3 separate regions of the Homo sapiens genome follow, and regions 2 and 3 are each linked to region 1. The links are chromatin contacts, found by Hi-C or POLR2A ChIA-PET in ENCODE. All regions are on one chromosome and are shown on one strand. The core of a region is the stretch at or near the end of the contact, and the rest is flanking DNA. Distances in the headings are between cores, read along the strand shown. Region 1 holds the start of GPATCH8 (G-patch domain containing 8). Region 2 holds the start of DUSP3 (dual specificity phosphatase 3). Region 3 holds the start of ACBD4 (acyl-CoA binding domain containing 4).

Region 1 (3,573 bases), core at 525-3,024:
CAGGAAACAGCATTCACACTCTGCTATCCACAATTTTCAAAATCTTCATTAAAGGCCCTGAAAATCCTGTTTGCTAAGCCTGCTGGAATTCTGTGGTTGACAGTCATCTTCCCTCAAAACTTAACTGTCCATATTATCTATTTTCGATTTTATTAGGTCACCTTGAGATTATTCTCTCCTCTGAAAAGCATTTGCGGGCTTTAGTTATCAGTATGTCTCTACCGGTAATTTAAAAATCAATAAAGCTCATACACCTTGCAGCCAACTCATATTTTATAGTGCTTGCTAATATATATATATGTGTGTATATATATATATTTCTCAGGGATCAAAAGGCTAACATGAACTGCTTCAAACTTTGGTGAATCTGCATTATATCCTTAGAACATCCTGAGACTCTCCTGTATTGTGCTGCAGCTATACAGCAGGCGCATGATCACAAGGCTTTTTAACAGCCCCCAGATCCCTTACTGCTGCAAAACTTCTCATAAGCGTTCTATGTACTAGACTGTTAACAGTGCTGAGTTAAAATTGTTAAACTGCTTTACCTATTTATTTACCAATCCTATCATCTCAGGGAATTCAAACTCTTTAAACTGCCTTCTGAAACACATCTAGAGTGCTTTCGTACTGCTTTGAGTAGGATCTGCAGCGGGATAAAAACTTGAGTTCTGAGATTCATCCCGACCCAAATTGCAGTTGCCAGGATATGCGGTAGTAATGCAGTGTTTTTTTTTTTTTTTTGAGACTCTACGGATGTATTTTACCTAGAAATAGCCAATCTCTACTAAATCCCTTTTAGTCTTCGAGATTTCCGCGGTAACAATTTCAACAGAAAGGTATTTTCAACAGCGAAAAAACAAGTTATTCTAATTTGGCCTTTATTTTTTACTCAATAGAGCTTGCCATCGTAAGGGCATTTTTCCATACTAACATTTGCAATTGAAGAAAGAAAAATCAAGCTTTTGGCACTAGTGACCCCATGCGTGGACGGCCTATTATCATCACGCTTCTCACAAATCTTTCGAGATAGGATTTGAGGTTAGGCTCACATCGGATCATAGTCCAGTAACTTACTGCTTTCCAAGCCCAATTAACAGCCTAATAACAGCAACACTTATGCCCCGCGAAATCTCAATGTATGACTAACCAATAAGGCGTCTGATAGCGAAGGCAACCTTTTCCCAGGTAAGGAAGAGGAAAAGCAGACAATGAAAGGAATTGATTTATCACAGTGAAGAAAGAAAAGAGAAGGACCCCAAAAGGATCCGTGAGAGCAAAATCCCGGGGTTCGGAAGCCTTGGCCTCAGCAATACTCTCCCCCAAGCCCTCTCAGCCCAACCCAACCACCCCTCTTGTCCCCTGGGAGCCAGCCCTTCGCCGGCACAGATCGGGCAGACCTGGAGGGCACAGCCCCTCACACGGCGCTCAGGCCCGGTTCCGAAATCCGATGCCAAACAGGCGGAAGCCGCAAGCCCCGCGGCCTGAGTTTCAGGGGTAAGAGAATGCGGGTGCGAGGAGATGCGGCCTCCCTCAAGCCGGGAGGCCTCTTGAGAAAGCAGAGACGGGAGAAGAGCGAGCTGGTTCGCAAGTCGGAGCAAAACTGGAAGGAAAGAGGGCTGGGAGCCGGAGATGAAGGAGGTTCTGGGCTAGACCAGCGCCTTCCCCGCATCCTCGGCGACGCCCGTGTTTACCTGAAAGTCTCGGTCTTCGTTGAAGCGGGAGAAGCGGTCCGCCATTTTGCCGCCTTCACTCCTCTCAGGACGACGCTCTCCGGTTCGCTCCTTCCCTCCTGCGACACCCACCCCTCCCCGGTTCCCCGCCTCCTCCCACGCCCACCGGGCGCGCGCAGCCGAGGGAGGGAGCGAGAATGCGCGTCCTGACGGGAGCCCCGCGGCGCAGGCGCCTGCCAGCCCTGGAGGCTGACCCTTCCCTCTAGCCCCTGCTCCGCGCGCGACCCGGAGCGACCCCGGTGGCCGCGCGTGCGCACTCCCGCCCGAGAGCCGCGAGAGCTTCCGGAGGGAAAGGTCAGAGGGGGCACCGTGCGGACAAATCTGGATGTTTTGCTGTTGCTCACTTCCGGGTGTCTTTTCTCACTGTTGCTTCCCCGTGTGCGCAGAAGTCCATCGTCTTCACTAAATAGCAGCATAATGTTGGGCCGAAAGCGCGACCTTAGAGCCAGACTGCTTAGCTTCGAATCTCAGCTCACCCTGAGGATTCAACGGTGAACGAGACAGGAATGATCTCCTCTTATGGGGATTTCATTCCAGTGGAAGAACTCACATAACTCGTAAAATAAATATTTTTAAATATCAACAAGTGCCACAAAAAAGTAAAACTGGCCACAGTGCTGAGAGGGACAGTCTCTGAAAGGACCTTTGACCGAGGCACAGCGAGGAGCCTACAGCATTGGGGCATAGGGAACGTTAGACCCAAAGGCCCAAAGACTGCAAGGAGCTTGACTTCGAGCCATCCTTTGAGAGAAGTATTTCACAAGGGACCGAAGTTGATCCAGATCGACTAAAGCTCTCTGGGCTTCAGTTTCCTTTTTATACAATAGGGAAATTGGATTCAGTAATCTCTGATGCTCCTGCCTAGCGCTGACTATGAGAGTCAAGAATCGGATTTTTCCATCCCTTCTGAGGACCTCACCCAGTGCTCCAGGACTCTTAGCCAAAATACATAAAACACATAGAAGGGTGGCAGGACTTCTCTCCTTTTGAAAAGAGTAGTTGACAGAAATCACACAATGGAAAAATGGGTCTTACCCTGCCCTGAAAGAGTCAAATGGAATGTAATTTTTTGAGGAAGGGTGTGTATTTTCTAGCTGTTACCCTTTGCCCCACCCATGCTTCAGCCTACGCTTCCATCTAAGGGGAGGCAGGGCACACAGAATTCAAACATTGTATTCTTTTTTTTTTTTTTTTTTTGAGACGGAGTCTCGCACTGTCGCCGGAGTACAGTGGCGCAATCTCGGCTCACTGCAACCTCCGCCTCCCAGGTTCAAGAGATTCTCCTGCCTCAGCCACCCTAGTAGCTGGGATTACAGGCGCCCACCACTAAGCCCAGCTCATTTGTTTTTTTTTTTTTTTGAAAAGGAGTCTCACTCTGTCGCCCAGGCTGGAGTGCAGTGGCGCGATCTCGGCTCACTGCAAGCTCCGCCTTCCGGGTTCACGCCATTCTCCTGCCTCAGCCTCCCGAGTAGCTGGGACTACAGGCGCCCGCCACCAAGCCCGGCTAATTTTTTGTATTTTTAGTAGAGACGGGGTTTCACCGTGTTAGCCAGGCTGGTCTCGATCTCCTGACCTCGTGATCCGCCTGCCTCGGCCTCCCAAAATGCTGGAATTACAGGCGTGAGCCACCTCGCCCGGACTTTTTTTTTTTTTTTTTTTTTTGTATTTTTAGTGGAGGCGGGGTTCACCATGTTGGCAAGGCTGGTCTGGAACTCCTGACCTTGTGATCCGCCCGCCTCAGCCTCCCAAAGTGCTGAGATTACAGGCGTGAGCCACCGAGCCTGGCTCAAACATTGTAAAGAGACTTAAGGGTAGCGTGAAAGATTGAATCACGAGGATA
Region 2 (3,573 bases), core at 796-3,295, 720 kb before region 1:
AAAAAACACTTTGAAGAGTCACTCCCATTCATCTCCCTTCTCTAATACTTTTTTTTTTTGAGATGGAGTTTCGCTCTTGTTGCCCAGTTGGAGTGCAACGGTACGATCTTGGCTCACTGTAACCTCCACCTCCCGTGTTCAAACGATTCTCCTGCCTCAGCCTCCGGAGTAGCTGGGATCACAGGCGCCAGGCACCATGCCCAGCTAATTTTTGTATTTTTAGTAGAGACAGGGTTTCACCATGTTGGTCAGGCTGGTCTCGAACTGCTGACCTCAGGTGACCCACCCGCCTCGGCCTCCCAAAGTGCTGGGATTACAGGCGTGAGCCATCGTGCCAGGCCTCTAATACTATTAATAATTCAACATTCAAAAAATTTACAATTATCATTATTACTATCTCTACTATGAATGAACATTGTACAGTGCCTGACATAAAGCAGGTGCTCAGACTGGTGAATGAATGATGGAATGGATGAGAACTGTCCCCATGAGGCTGGGGCCTGATGGACCCCTTCTAGTTCCATGATGACCCCCATTTCCGTGGCAGTCCTTGGCAGGCTAAACAGCAGGTCATAGCGGAGGTCAGGAAATACATACATGAACAAGACATTGACCCTGTCCTTGTAGTCCCTCACACACTCTGAGCCACCATTTCCTCCTCTGTAAAATGGGAGGAGGGTTAGTTTTGAGTTTTCAACATGCCATCCTTGGGCTGAGCCATGAAGCTTAGGATTTTGGTAACTGGGTCCTCAGAGTATCGTGAAAATCCAACTTGAGGCTTTCCAAGGCTGTACAGGCATGCTAATATATTCTTTCTTGAGGCTCCTATTTCACATCTCAGAATGTTAACACTGGTTCTTTCCTGCTGATTAGACATTCTTACTAGAAAAAAAATTTAAAATTTAAATTAAAAAAAATCTCTTACTGTCCGGGTGCGGTGGCTCACGCCTGTAATCCCAGCACTTTTGGAGGCCGAGGTGGGCGGATCATGAGGTCAGGAGTTTGAGACCAGCCTGGCCAAGAGACCAGCCTGGCCAATATGGTGAAACCCCGTCTCTACTAAAAATACAAAAAGTAGCCAGGCGTGGTGGCGGGCGCCTGTAATCCCAGCTACTCGGGAGGCTGAGGCAGGAGAATTGCTTGAACCCAGGAGGCAGAGGTTGCAGTGAGCCGAGATCTCGCCATTGCACTCCAGCCTGGGTGACAGAGCCTGGGGGTGAAAGGTCAAGAGCCTTTTCTAGGTGGTGGCTCAGGTCCTTAGGGGGGTTATCACTGGACCGTTCTAGAATCTCCTGTAAATCAAATCACATCTGGAAGGTGGGGGCCTGGAAATCCCGGCCCAGCTCCCCGGACTCGCTCATTTGGGGTGTTTAGGTTCCCTGATCCGGGACTGCCGGGCCGGGAAAATTCCATGCCCGAATTGTGACGTCGGCCCGTTGCCATGGCGGCGAAGGCAGACATTCCGCGGTGACCTCACTGCAGAACCAGGCAGCTGTCACATGACGCGCGGGCAGGAGACCGGCCGGGCGACCGAGGGTCACCTGTTAAGTGAACATGGTAGCCCCGACCCCGCCCAAGGCCAAGCCCCAAGCGGGTGGCGGCTGGGACCCGGGCAGGCGCCACCCGGGCTCCGTGCACCCCGCCACGGGGAAGGGCCGCGCCCGGCCAGGCAGGGTTCCAGTTCCTTGGCCCCACGCGCGGGGGTAGGCGTCGACTCCAGGCCCCTCCCAAGCCCCCGCTGTGGCTCCCGGAGGGGCCATCGCGCCCGGGCTCCCCCAACCCAAGACTCGCGACACCCCGACCCCAGCCTCGGGTGGGCGGGGCGTCCCGAGAGGGACGGCGGGGCCGGGCTCGCGAAAGGGACTCACGCGTTGCCCACGTAGATCCGCGGGGTGACCTCGTTGCAGGGCTGGCTCGGGAGGCTGTAGCAGCCGCTGCCGTCCGAGAGCAGGTCGTTGAGATCCTGCACCGAGAGCTCGAACGAGCCCGACATGGCGGCGGCGGGGCCCTGCACGCCCGGCAGGAGCAAGCGAGGCGGAGAGCGGCGGATCAGCTGGGCGGGGGCTCGCGCCGGGAGCCGCCCCGTCCCGCCCCTGGGGCGGGCCCGCCGGGCTCCGGGAGCTGCGGAGCGCGGGCGCCGTGACGCGGGGGCCCCGCGCGCCACTCCTGGGCGCGTCCCGGGGGGAAGACGCCACCGCCCTGGAGTCTCAGGGGTCCTCGCCCCATCCCGGTCCAGGCCGTTTGTGTATCTTTGTAAACTGGCAAGCGCGGTAACTTCCTTCCCTGAATTAAATGCAGGGCCCAATAAACATTTCGTGGCGGAGGTACACCTAGGGGTCGCTTCAGTCTTTCATGATTACAGGGACCGCCGGGTTCGGCTCGTGAGCGGCTCCCTGCAGTGGAGGCACCACCCGGGCGCTTGACAGAATCCCCGCCCCAGCCCAGCCCTGCTGGATCAGAGTGGACATTTTACGGACCCCAGGAGGTCCCTACGGTCAAAGTCTGAGAAGCCCTACTCTGGGGCGCATCTGCTTTCAACATTCATTGAGAGTCATCGTCGTGCTTAAAAGCAGTCAGGTTTGGAATTCTGAGGAATTACTTAACCTGAGCCTGTTTGCAGGGAAAAAAAAAAAAAGCGGGATAGTAATGGTACCTAATTCTAGGGTTGCTGGAAGGGTTAAATGTGACATTCAAAGAAGGCACCCAGCACTGCATGGCGAGCACTCAATAGGTGTTAGTCCTTCATCAACAAATGCGTTGAGCACCCAGTGGGTGCTATACCCTGTGCTGGGGTGGAGATAAATCAGACTCCTGCAGCCCTTCCTGGAGCAGATGCCAGCCCACCATAAGCCACTCAGCATTTCCTGAACTCCCACTAAGTACAAAAGATAGTCTCTGTACTGGAGGAAAGCTGCCCTCCCCTACTGCCATGAAAAACTGGCAGTTTCCTTCCTGCAAAAGGGCAAATTTGGCCTTGAATTCAGGAACCCCACATCCTGAGCCCAGCCCTGCCACCAACTTGGTTCTTGAGTAACGTTGCTGCTGCTGTGGTCTTCAGTTTCCTCATTTGCAAAAGGAATTGGATCCGATTATCATTAGGGTCAACTTTCTCCTCCTCCAAAACTTGTGGTCTTGCACCTTCAGGGGAGCTATTGCAGTGGAGACTACTTAGCTGATAGCCCAAGATGTGTAACCAAGGCTGGAATTTCTGTATCCCTCACCCCACCCCGTGCCTGCCCACCCCTCCCGGTGCACCACTTCTTTCCTTCTGGTGTTGGCTGGCAGCATCTGCATTCTAAGCAGCGGGGAAAGCTTTCGAGTTCCTTGACCTTCATCTTGACTTGAGCCGAGGTTAGCATTAAAAACACAAGCCCAGAGGCAGCCAGCCATGCTCTGCTGCTCCTACTCCCTTCCCGGGACCTGTCCCTGATGTCATAACTGGGTAACTATGACAGCTTGTCATGGGGACAGCTAGGCACCTCACAGAGGAGTCTGGGTACCTCATTTCTGAAGTGAGACTAGGAAGAGAAGATGAACAATTCCCTGGATTATCTGGCCTACCCTGTTATCGTC
Region 3 (3,573 bases), core at 1,074-3,573, 630 kb after region 1:
GCGGCGGCCAGCGGCGTGGCATCCTACAGAGAGGCTAGTGCTCAGGGCCTGATTTGCCACCTACTTGCCCTGCTCTACCCCATCCTCAGATCTCCCAGGCCCAGAGATTCTGCACACTGGCTTGGGTCCCTACGCCACTCTGGGGTCCTGAATTTTCTTTTTTTTTTTTTTTTTTTTTTTTTTTTTGAGACGGAGTCTCGCTCCGTCGCCCAGGCTGGAGTGCAGTGGCGGGATCTCGGCTCACTGCAAGCTCCGCCTCCCGGGTTCACGCCATTCTCCTGCCTCAGCCTCCCAAGTAGCTGGGACTACAGGCGCCCGCCACTACGCCCGGCTAATTTTTTGTATTTTTAGTAGAGACGGGGTTTCACCGTTTTAGCCGGGATGGTCTCGATCTCCTGACCTCGTGATCCGCCCGCCTCGGCCTCCCAAAGTGCTGGGATTACAGGCGTGAGCCACCGCGCCCGGCCCTGAATTTTCTTCTTGATTATCGTATTCGCCTTTGTGCTTTTGATCCTGCCGTTCCTTCCTCCAGAAACAACCTTCCTTATTCTCCTGGTTTACCCTTTTGTTATTCTTGTTGTTGGATAGGCTAAGTCTACATTTCTTTTAATTGTTATGGACACTTAATAGTTGCAGAGAATTATGGAGAGGCATGTAATGTTTTGATACAGGTATAAAATGTGTAATGATCAAATCAAGGTAATTGAAGTAACCATCACCTCAAGCATTTATCATTCCTTTGTATTAGGAACATTCCAATTCCGCTTTTAGTTATTTGTATTTGTATTTTATTTGTTTATTAGAGACAAGGTCTCACTACTTGGTTGCCCAGGGTGGAGTGCAGTGGCATGATCATAGCTCACTGCAGCCTCAAAGCAATTCTCTTGCCTTGGCCTCCCAAAGTGTTGGGACTACAGGCCTGAGCCACCACTTCCCGCCCAGTTATTTTGAAATATACAATAAATTGGCCGGATGCGGTGGCTCACGCCTGTAATCCCAGCACTTTGGGAGGCAGAGGTGGGATGATCACTTGAGGCCAGGTATTGAATGAAGACCAGCCTGGGCAACATAATGAGACTTCTGCCTCTACAAAAATTGTTTTTAAAATAATTAATTTAAAAAGATACAATAGGCCGGGCGCGGTGGCTCACGCCTGTAATCCCAACACTTTGGGAGGCCGAGGTCGGCGGATCACGAGGTCAGGAGATCGAGACCATCCTGGCTAATATGGTGAAACCCCGTCTCTACTAAAAAATACAAAAAATTAGCTGGGCGTGGTGGCGAGCGCCTGTAATCCCAGTTGCTCGGGAGGCTGAGGCAGGAGAATGGCGTGAACCCGGGAGGCGGAGATTGCAGTGAGCCGAGATCACGCCACTGCACTCCAGCCCGGGAGAGAGTGAGACTCCGTCTCAAAAAAATAAATAAATAAAATAAAATAAACAAAATAAAAAGATACAATAAATTATTGGTAACTATAATCGTTGTATTGTGCTACCGAACACTGGATCTCATTCATTCTAACTGTATTTTTGTACCCATTTCCCCCCCTCCCCAGTACCCTTCCCAGCCTCTGGTAACCATCATTCTGCGATGTCCATTTTGCTTACTCTTTTTTTTTTTTTGAGATGGAGTCTCACTCTCGCCCAGGCTGGAGTGCAGTGGGGCAATCTTGGCTCACTGCAATCTCCACCTCCCGGGTTCAAGCGATTCTCCTGCCTCAGCCTCCCGTGTAGCTGGGATTACAGGCGCGCGCCACCACGCCCGGCTAATTTGTGTATTTTTAGTAGAGATGGGGTTTCACTATGTTGGCCCGGCTGGTCTCGAACTCCTGACCTCAGGTGATCCGCCCGCCTTGGCCTCCCAAAGTTCTGGGATTACAGGCATGAGCCACCGTGCCCGACCATCTTCCAAAACTGAGCTGTGATGTCCTTCCTCTAGAACACCTGACCACAGGACATGACTTTTTTTAATCCCCAGTGCCTAAGTGTCTAGAGAGCTGAGTGGGTTGCCTCGGATCGGCCAGGCCTGGATATCAGCGAACAGATGCGGATTTCCACCAGGGGGCGCTAGGACGCCACGACCTTTCACTATGTGCACCAGGGGGCGCTGCCGCCCGCCTTGGCCATCCCGGGCTGGGAAGTCCGACCCTTCGATTAAGCCCCGCCTGATTGGGAAAGGCTCTGAGAAACTATTTGCATGATCTTGAAAGAGCTGTGCTGAATGGTTGAGGTAGGTAAGCCGAATGTGAAACAGGCTCTCTCATTGGCCTAAATTCCCCCCCTCGATCTGCGTCGCCATCCCGGCCCTGCTGGACCCCGGGGTCAGTAGGAAGCCGCGGGGTGGTGGCGAGAGAGGACCCAGGTGTCCTGGCAGTGGGCGCCGCGGGGCACACGCTGGGCCAAGGTGCAGGCGGCCAGGGTGGGAGACTGTTCGCCCCGCCCTGAGTACTCCTATCTTGTTTCTCCACCTGTTCGGGAGTTGGAGATGTGCACCTAAAGGAGGCGCATCTGGGGACGGACACATCTGGCACTGAGGCCCTCGCCACCTGCCTCGCCACCTGGCGACCCTGACCCCACCACACTGCCTTGAGGTAGGAAAAGGAGGCTCCTCAACCACAACTTCTGACCTCCCAGGGTGTCTGAGGCCTCTAAAGAGCTTAGTTTGCCCCTCTGGGAAGTGAATCCTTGGCTTATGGTGCCGGGGGGACCCTGGAGGCCCCCTCACACGAAGGCTGCTTCTTGCAGAGTCGCTCAAAAGTAGGGCCCCAGGGCTCGCAGCAGCATGGGCACCGAGAAAGAAAGCCCAGAGCCCGACTGCCAGAAACAGTTCCAGGCTGCAGTGAGCGTCATCCAGAACCTGCCCAAGAACGGTGAGGCTGCGGGGACTCGCATTTGGACTCGCATTCAGGACGCCTGGGGTCTGACTCTGAAGAAAGAATGGTCCTGATCACTGCAGTTTTTGCAGACAAGCCCCTGCCTGGGCTGTCCTGGGGGTTCCCTCCGCTTCCTATCCTAGTCCAGATGCCCTGGGTGGGACCCATCACCACCTCTGCCCTTTCCAAGCAGGGTTCTCCCGCCCCTCCGCCCCTTGGAGCTGGGAGTGATGCTTTGCCCTGGCTTCCCAACTCTCTGCCCAGGTTCTTACCGCCCCTCCTATGAAGAGATGCTGCGATTCTACAGTTACTACAAGCAGGCCACCATGGGGCCCTGCCTGGTCCCCCGGCCCGGGTTCTGGGACCCCATTGGACGATATAAGTGGTGAGCTCCCTGCTGGCTGGGCAGACAAGCCTCAGCTGTCAAGCAGCCCTCTCACAGCCCTCTGCCCCCAGGGACGCCTGGAACAGTCTGGGCAAGATGAGCAGGGAGGAGGCCATGTCTGCCTACATCACTGAAATGAAACTGGTGGCACAGAAGGTAAGGGCTGCAGGTTCTCTGTCCCCAGGCTCCTGGCCAGGTGGCCTCACCCTTCCAGTTCTGACCCCCACTACGTTTCCTACACATGGACCCCCTCATGGGAATCACCACCTTCATGTTACCCCCAACCCTGCCTATCTTTGGCCCCTGACTGGGCACA

Evidence for each region. Hi-C counts contacts between places; a loop is a spot of excess contacts on that map. ChIA-PET counts read pairs that join two places held with the same protein, here RNA polymerase II (POLR2A). Pooled maps may share reads with other maps.
Region 2: a loop to region 1 is called in a map of CD4-positive, alpha-beta T cell, with 3 times the contacts of the local background. The contact joins the promoter of DUSP3 here to the promoter of GPATCH8 in region 1. A Hi-C loop is called at or near these places in 1 of 168 maps with a recorded cell type or tissue (CD4-positive, alpha-beta T cell) and 6 of 50 pooled maps. POLR2A ChIA-PET finds 5 or more read pairs at or near these places in 1 of 52 experiments (BJ).
Region 3: a pooled map shows a loop between it and region 1 (9-fold over the local background). The contact joins the promoter of ACBD4 here to the promoter of GPATCH8 in region 1. A Hi-C loop is called at or near these places in 7 of 50 pooled maps. POLR2A ChIA-PET finds 5 or more read pairs at or near these places in 4 of 52 experiments (MCF 10A, WTC11, activated B cell and 1 more).

Annotation. Positions count from the first base shown.
Region 1 is chr17:44,501,632-44,505,204 of GRCh38, forward strand. It overlaps GPATCH8 (G-patch domain containing 8), which reads right to left and starts at 1,775. Exons shown (of 8, transcript NM_001002909.4): 1 at 1,695-1,775. The coding sequence starts at 1,739. RefSeq lists an enhancer at 1,509-1,608 and a silencer at 1,709-2,058.
Region 2 is chr17:43,776,932-43,780,504 of GRCh38, forward strand. DUSP3 (dual specificity phosphatase 3) reads right to left here and starts at 2,046. Exons shown (of 3, transcript NM_004090.4): 1 at 1,869-2,046. The coding sequence starts at 1,993. CFAP97D1 (CFAP97 domain containing 1) reads left to right here and starts at 3,504. Exons shown (of 6, transcript NM_001136483.3): 1 at 3,504-3,573. The coding sequence starts at 3,532. RefSeq lists an enhancer at 1,310-1,604 and a silencer at 1,537-2,226.
Region 3 is chr17:45,133,364-45,136,936 of GRCh38, forward strand. ACBD4 (acyl-CoA binding domain containing 4) reads left to right here and starts at 2,324. Exons shown (of 10, transcript NM_001135705.3): 1 at 2,324-2,590; 2 at 2,745-2,869; 3 at 3,137-3,257; 4 at 3,329-3,413. The coding sequence starts at 2,782.